Regions from separate parts of the Mus musculus genome. Here regions 1 and 2 are each linked to region 3. Evidence: chromatin loops called from intact Hi-C (ENCODE). Cell type or tissue: left cerebral cortex. All regions are shown on one strand.

Evidence for each region. Hi-C counts contacts between places; a loop is a spot of excess contacts. Peaks named below come from ENCODE experiments on the same cell type or tissue, not always from the same donor. Only the 100,000 strongest peaks of a DNase experiment are listed, where the experiment ranks them.
Region 1: a loop joins it to region 3, with 2.5 times the contacts of the local background. A loop is called at or near these places in 4 of 42 quality-filtered maps.
Region 2: a loop joins it to region 3, with 2.4 times the contacts of the local background. A loop is called at or near these places in 2 of 42 quality-filtered maps.

What each region holds. Positions count from the first base shown.
Region 1 is chr1:136,050,455-136,052,954 of GRCm38, forward strand. It overlaps Ascl5 (achaete-scute family bHLH transcription factor 5), which reads left to right and starts at 350. Exons shown (of 1, transcript NM_001270609.1): 1 at 350-916. The coding sequence starts at 350. The coding sequence ends at 916. Cacna1s (calcium channel, voltage-dependent, L type, alpha 1S subunit) reads left to right here and starts at 2,357. Exons shown (of 44, transcript NM_001081023.2): 1 at 2,357-2,500. The coding sequence starts at 2,447. In left cerebral cortex, a CTCF peak has its summit at 1,205 (motif pointing right); DNase peaks (open chromatin) are centred at 57, 618, 1,219 and 2,432; H3K4me3 peaks cover 898 bases; H3K27ac peaks cover 1,889 bases.
Region 2 is chr1:136,060,207-136,062,706 of GRCm38, forward strand. The region is part of intron 2 of Cacna1s (calcium channel, voltage-dependent, L type, alpha 1S subunit); the gene reads left to right. Among named protein-coding and RNA genes, the nearest start is that of Cacna1s, 8.6 kb to the left of the region's middle. In left cerebral cortex, a CTCF peak has its summit at 1,432; DNase peaks (open chromatin) are centred at 1,413 and 1,809; H3K27ac peaks cover 884 bases.
Region 3 is chr1:136,115,238-136,117,737 of GRCm38, forward strand. It overlaps Cacna1s (calcium channel, voltage-dependent, L type, alpha 1S subunit), which reads left to right. Exons shown (of 44, transcript NM_001081023.2): 39 at 1-39; 40 at 688-938; 41 at 2,370-2,455. Among named protein-coding and RNA genes, the nearest start is that of Gm15850, 15 kb to the right of the region's middle. In left cerebral cortex, a CTCF peak has its summit at 1,101 (motif pointing right); a DNase peak (open chromatin) is centred at 1,105.

The DNA of each region.
Region 1 (2,500 bases), 65 kb before region 3:
AGAGCCAGGGGCAGTGCTGGCGGCCTTGGACTGCAGGAAGAGGCAAGACTCTCAGTCCAGGAGGACCAGGCAGGGAAGAGGGAGAAAGTGCTCAGATTGCTCAACACATGTCACCGCAGGCGCGACCACAGCAGATACCTGCTGTGCCTCTGCTAGCTGCTGCACTTGTCCAGAGCTATGACTCACATTAAGGAGTCCAAGCCAACCCAAAAAGGCAAAATGAAGCCTTAGCAACTCGCAGCACCCCAGAGTGCTAGCAATGTGACTTGTCCCCTTTGTCAGGACCACACAGAGCCCGTGCAGAGGCCTTTCAGAGGGCCTCACTCTGGGTCCAGCTCCACGAGGCACAATGAACAGTAACTTCTGCCGAGCTCTGGTGGACCGTGGGCCCCCGGGGGGCATGCAGCTAGGTGTCGTGGCCCCTGCTGGACAGACGCCGCTGGCAGCCACCGAACCCTTGAGCAACGTACCCTTTCTATTGTACCCCGGCCACTCCGAGCCGCCTTACTACGACGCCTACACTGGGGTGTTCCCCTACGTGCCCTTTCCCGGCGCCTTCGGGGTTTACGACTACCCGTTCGAGCCTGCCTTCATCCAGAAGCGCAACGAGCGAGAGCGGCAGCGCGTCAAGTGCGTGAATGAGGGCTACGCGCGCCTCCGCGGCCACCTCCCCGGCGCCCTGACTGAGAAGCGGCTCAGCAAGGTGGAGACACTGCGCGCCGCCATCCGCTACATCAAGTACCTGCAGGAGCTGTTGAGCGCCACCCCCGACGGCGCGCCACCTCCCGCCACCTCCCCGCCGCCCGCCCACACGGGCCACAGCAACGTGCCGCAGCCCTCTTCCTTGGTGGCCGAGTCCAGTGGATCCCCCTTTTCCTCGTCGCCTTTTTTGGAGTCGGAGGAACCCAGCCTTTGATCTGGCCAGAGGCCTGGACTTGCCCCTCTAGGGAACAGCTTTGGGGGCTTCTGGGTCATCTGTGCGGGACAAAGAACAGTGGTGTTCGAGGTCTGTGATCCCACCTCCACCCACTTGAGCCAGATGTGAGGGCCTGGGGTAGAGATGGCGAGATACGGATCCCAGGAGCTGATGTCTGCGGTGAGGAGCAGAGCCCTGGACAGCTCCTGGACCAGCCTCAGCGAAGCTCTGCTGTCCACCACACCAAGTCCCCTGGAAGTCAGCCACACTTTCTGTTATGCCTGAACCTTCCACAAGATGGCCTCAAATACTAGCGAGGAGCTTGATGGCCTCTAAAGAGCAGGAATTCTGAGGGAGGGACGAGGGAAGTGAAGACAGGCAGCTGCTTGCATTCAGCACCCTGGAGCTGACAGACTTAGGGGAAGTGTGTGTGTGTGTGTGTGTGTGTGTGTGTGTGTGTGTGTGTGTGAGAGAGAGAGAGAGAGAGAGAGAGAGAGAGAGAGAGAGAGAGAGAGAGAGAGAGAGAGGGAGGGAGAGGTCGCTGGTGCCCATTGGCTTCCTTGACAGCGAGTGATCACCTCCCCTCTCCCACCCTTCAGTCTCTTCTGGACTTAACGCCTCCCCCACCCCAAGACTTGTAAGCTTCTAGGGTCCACTGACATTGTGTTTACATCAAGGACTAAATAAAAAGGGATTGTTGAATTTTGTGATTCCTGAATTATTGTCTATGCCCACCCTCCACCTTGCAATGTTTGCTAGCTGGTGCAGTCACCTAACATTTCCAGAGAGATTAGTGTGTATGCTGAGACTGAATATGGGAGAGGCCAGGGTTCTAGGGAGAAAGCACACAGACATTGTCTAGTGAGGGATTGGAGGACCAGGGGCCCTGTGAGAGCAGTGCACATTCAAGGTTGCCTGGAGCCTTTCCCTCTGGTAGGAGAGGGGCTCCATATTTGCCAGAAGAAGGCATTGGGGGCGGCAAGTGTGAGAGGGTCCTGGGCAGATCCTGACAGACACTGAGACTGGTGTGAGTGGAGCTATGCTGAGCTAGGCCACCACCCAACACATTCTCTGGACAGAGCCACGGAGTTGGGGTGGGGAGAAACTTAATCTCCATCTAAGGAACCTGTTTGGAGTTTGTGGCTCTACTCCACGGGTTCCTCTCCCTGACCCTCATTGCCCCAGCTGTGAAGCCTTCCTGTCTCCCACTGCCCCTACCCCGTCTCAAGCCTGGATATAATAAGTCACCCCTTTACACCCAGCCCTTGCCTCCTCGGGGGCAGATGGGGATGTCACCGGCTGGACTGGAAGGAATGACAGCTGCCTGGCCGCAGGAGCCTGGGCTGGGCAGCAGGGGCTAATTTTACTCGCTGGGAGCAGAGAGAGTAATCCTCCCGCCCCCACGCCCGACCCGTCTGCCTGCCTCAGCAGGATAGGCTCAGTCAGGTCCAGTCCCCAAGGTGGGGGCACTGGGGACACAGGGAGGAGAGGGCAGTGGGCTGGGGGAAGAGAGGGGTGTCAGGGAAAGCCATGGAGCCGCCCTCACCCCAGGACGAGGGCCTGAGGAAGAAGCAGCCGAAGAAA
Region 2 (2,500 bases), 55 kb before region 3:
ATTGCTTTTTCTATAATCTCTTCTTTCAAAGCAATCTCAGGTCAAAGTATGATGTTCACAGAGTGAGCCTTAACTGATTGAGAAAGAGCATGTGTCAGCGATGAATCCTCTCACGAGAATAAGCAGGAGGGTGAGGCTGGTTCACAGGGAGCTAGAGGAGGAGGGTTAATGAAGGACACAATAGGACTAGTGGCGTATACGCAGCCTATGGGCAAAAAAACTAACCTCGGGGGCTATGTCTCTACATAGTCCTTCTCTCAGGACCCAGTAGTGAGAATGAAACACAGGAACGTCCCTCAAGGCAGTGGTTTCCAAAGGAGGAACAAAACGAGTGTTCCAGGCCATCAAGGGACATTTGCAATGTCTAGAACCATGGAGTAGAGGAGTAGACGCACGTACGGGTATATATGTTTGCATGGTACAGGACAGTCATAATCATCTGACCCCATTGCCAGTTAGGCTGAGATTGAGAGACCCTGCCTTAGACAGTTAAATAACTCCTAAAATATTCCATTGTGGGTCTGACCAGATGGCTCAGTGAGTAGGGGTGCTTGCTGCCAGGCCTGCTGCCCCAAGTCAGATGGCCAGGACCCACCCACATGGTGAAAGGAGAGAATCAATTCCCACACGTTATCCTCTGGCCTCTACACTCATACAGTGGCACACTCACCCTCCTCCAATAACTAACTAACTAACAAAATAATACATGTTAAGAATTAGTAAAGTCCCACCTTGACATTACAATGGCCTGGCGCTCTGCTTCTAAGTTCTGGATGTTTTTCCTAACAGTCACAGGAGATACTGCCTCCTACATGGGCACTGTGAGTTACTCTCCAGACTGCCACCCGTTTAGTCCCTTCTCCACTCCAGATCAGCCTACCTTAAGCCATCACAGGACACTCCAGGCCTCTGCCACATTCCTGGGGTTCAGGTTGCCACCCAGCGTCCTCTGCAGGCTGGAGGCTAAGCCTCTGGCAGCCAGGGTATTTGTCTTTTTATAGGGCCCAGAATGTCCTGCTGAGGCCTGTAACCAGTGGCCCGCTCTGCTCCACCATCTGGGGAGGCTGGGCCTTTGTCAGGGCTCTGCTCTGGCCTGGCTTTCAGAGGGTCAGAACCAGGTTGTTCTAGAACAATCTGGGGATCTAGTGACCGGGTCACCCACTCTGAAGAACAGAGGGACCTTCAGCAGCAAGCTCCTGATGGTGCAAGAGAGCTCCCAATAAGGAACAATGAGAATAAAACAGATTCATGGTGTTTGCCCCACCCAGAGCTTACCCTCTCTCCACGGCAAGGGCTCAGGTCCCTTTCTGGACACTCTGTTCCCTGCCAAATCTGTCTCCCTCCCACCAGTGCAGCAGATGGGACTGAACAATAAAGCCTTGGGCGAGTCCCTGGTATGTGCTATACTCTGCAGCCTTTCTGGGGACGCCAGGGGAAGCCAAAGAGCTTTCAAGTCAGACAAGCCTGCACCTTTGTTAGCACGTCCCCTAAACTCAGTCTCCATTGCCCCTCCTGTAAGCAGGGGCGGGTACCTCCCCTTTCAGAACTGTTAGGTCTCTGTGAAGTGACCTCACACAAGCCTAGTACGTAGGTATTATACAATGAGCCCATTCCTTCCCTCCTCTGCTCTTCCAGCCCTGATAGCTCTCAGCCAAAGTCATGCTGTGCCCAGGCCAGCAGGGACAATGTACAGTTGTGGGCAGGATCCAACAAATGCATGTGGATGTCTCTCCCCCTCCACCGCGGCACGGTGGTTGAGACTGTGGGGTCCCCACTTATACTCTCTGCACATGTTTCAGTTCTGCCACTTGGCTGTGTGATTCTAGAAAGCAGCACATCGCCCTCTGTGCTTTGGCTTACTCATAAGCAGGGTGTGAGGGCGCTTACTGTGTAGGACTTCCATTACTGAAGATCTGGGGTGTGTGTGTGTGTGCGCGCGCACGCACGCGTGCATGTGTGTGTATGTATGTGTGTGTGTGGTGAGTGTGTGTGTATGTGTGTGTGTGTGTGTGTATGTGTGTGCGTGTGTATGTGTGTGTATGTATGTGTGGGGTGAGTGTGTGTGTATGTGTGTGTATGTGTGTGCGTGTGTATGTGTGTGTATGTATGTGTGGGGTGAGTGTGTGTGTATGTGCGTGTATATGTATGTGTGTGTATGTGTGTGTATGTGTTCGTGTGTGTATGTGTGAATGTGTAAGTGTATGTGTGTGTATGTGTGTGCATATGTGTGTGTATGTGGGTGTATATGTGTGTATGTGTGTTTGTATGTGTGTATGTGTGTGTATGTGTTTGTAGGTGTGTATGTATGTGTATATGTATGTATGTGTATGTATGTGTGTTTGTAGGTGTGTATGTGTGTGTGTGTATGTGTGTTTGTATGTGTGCATATGTGTGTATGTATGTGTGTTTGTATGTGTGTGTGGTTAGAACAGGTCCTGGCATGTGAGTGCTGCTTAACAGGCTCTGTTGTTATTCTCTTTATCACCCAAGACAGCCTAGT
Region 3 (2,500 bases):
GCCATGGTAGAGGCTGCCATGGAGGAGGGGATATTCCGGGTGAGTGAAGGCCATGGCCACTTCTAAGGGACCAGGCACAGCAGGGAGCAAGAGAGAGAAAGGCTAGAAGCCAGGATGTACAGAAGATGGATTTGGGAGCTAAAGTTACACCTTGCCACCCATATCTTTTGGGACTCAGAATCTATGGCCCCAATGCACTAAATATGATACACGGTCGTTTCCTACATTCCCCATATCTATTTTCATTGCCCAAGGGTAATTTCATTTCCATTCAGGCTACCCCTGATATTTAGTTCTGTGGAGAGTTATAAGCCATGGGATCTTGACGATTCTTCATGGACACCCTATTAAACTCTATTGGATTTTGTGAAATGGTGGCCCAAATAGAAGACATGCAATGTCCCATATCAATCAACTAGGGGGGAGCTAGAACAGAGTTCTGCAGACTCCCAATTCAGTGTGCCATGTTCCCATGTGTGCGTTACCTGTATGGTTCCTGTCTGTTCATCAAAGTTAGACCTTGCTGAGGGTGAACTGTATTCTAGTATTGTCTTTCAGGGCATTATCTTCTGGCCTTAAAGGTTGCTTGTTCCTAACACTTTCTTCCCAGGTTGTCAGCCAACCACCCAACCCCAGGGAACTCCTCATATCCAGTCATTGCCTTCTCACTCTCCCCCTTGCCTCTAGAGGACGGGAGGCCTGTTTGGTCAAGTGGACAACTTCCTGGAAAGGACCAACTCTCTGCCCCCTGTCATGGCCAACCAAAGACCCCTCCAATTTGCTGAAATAGAGATGGAAGAGCTGGAGTCACCAGTCTTCTTGGAGGACTTCCCTCAGAACCCAGGCACCCACCCTCTTGCTCGTGCCAATACCAACAACGCCAATGCCAATGTTGCCTATGGCAACAGCAGCCATAGAAACAACCCAGTGTTTTCCAGGTAACAGTGGTAACTGCTGGCCACGGGAATATGAATTCTGAGATATGTTTGAGAGGGAAGGAGGCATCCTGAAATTTGTATAATGTCCTTTGTTAGCTATGTGTCCTTGGAGACCACTCTACACCCCTAGCACAAGAGGGCAAACCTGGCCTGAAGGGGTGTCTTTGGCCAGCAGGGGGCAGACTCTTGCCAACATCGGCCACAAACCTAAGCCAACCTTTCTGTGATTTCTCAGTTGGAAGGCACTGAAATGTATTGGTTACATAGTACAGTTTAAGAAAGGGCCTCCAGCAGTAGCGTACACTATAGGAAACTGTGAATGATAAGGTCAGTTGTCAGATTTGGGTAGTTCTGTCTTAGGTTTCCATGGCTATGAAGAGACACCATGACCAAGGTAACTCTTATAAGGACAACATTTAATTGGGGCTGGCTTACAGGTTCAGAGGTTCAGTCCATTATCATTATGGCAGGAAGCATGGCAGCATCCAGGCAGGCATGGTGCTGGAGGAGGAACTGAGGGTTCTACATCTGGTTCCGAAGGCAAACAGGAGAAGGCAGCTAGGAGGAGGGTCTCCAAGCCCACCCCCACAGAGACACACTTCCTCCAAGACCACACCTACTCCAACATGGCCACTCCCATTCCAACCACCACACTCCCATCACGTCAATCCCAGCTGTGATTTAAGTGGCATATGATGCTGTAGAGCCACTTAGCCATCATAACTCAGGGGCTGGGTTCCCAGTGGGACTTCTGCTCCGGACGGGCCAACTGAATAGCAGTCTCATTGGGAAGACAGGGCAGAAGCCAGCTGAACAACTACTTCCCTAGTCAGGACTGCCAACGCCTCACTCCAGTCCAAAGAGGCCTCTTGAATGCAGCCCAGATTGCTTGAAGGGTAGCCATGTCTTTGGGTCACCATGGTGCTAGGTAGTGTGGCAATACAGAAGCACCAGACCTGGGCTCTGCTGTGGGTGGGTGGGTGTCACGTGGTACAATGGTGACCAATTAGGACCCGTTAGGTGTACCGAGAGTACAGAAGTGTTCCTAATGACGCGGGCTGGAAAGGCCCAGAACACTTCTCGGTTTCAGTTGCACATGAGCAATATCTGGAGCTTTCAAAACTACCCGTGTCTAGAGTGGGTTCCCCAGCCAATGGTCCTCACCACAGCTTCCCAGGTGAGCCCATGTGTCATCAGGACTGACAGCTAGGGCCCTAAGAGGGCTTGAGGTCGTGCAGAGTGTGAGAAGAGTAGGGGAAGCATTGAGCAGGAGTGGAAGCAGCCGTGAGTTTGGCTTGCTCCCTCAGAGGCAAGGACAGCTAGAGTCAAGCTCTAGCAGAACCAGCCCTGGCGTGAAGGCTCCTGCACTCTGATTGGATGTTCACTGGTACCTCTGTGGATGGGTTTCAGCCTGCTCTGCTCCCATTTCAGCATCTGCTATGAACGGGAGTTCTTGGGAGAGGCGGACATGCCTGTTACCAGAGAAGGACCCCTCAGTCAGCCCTGCAGGGCCTCAGGTCAGTCTTTTCTGTGACTAAGAAGCTGAGCCTTCTCCTAGAGGC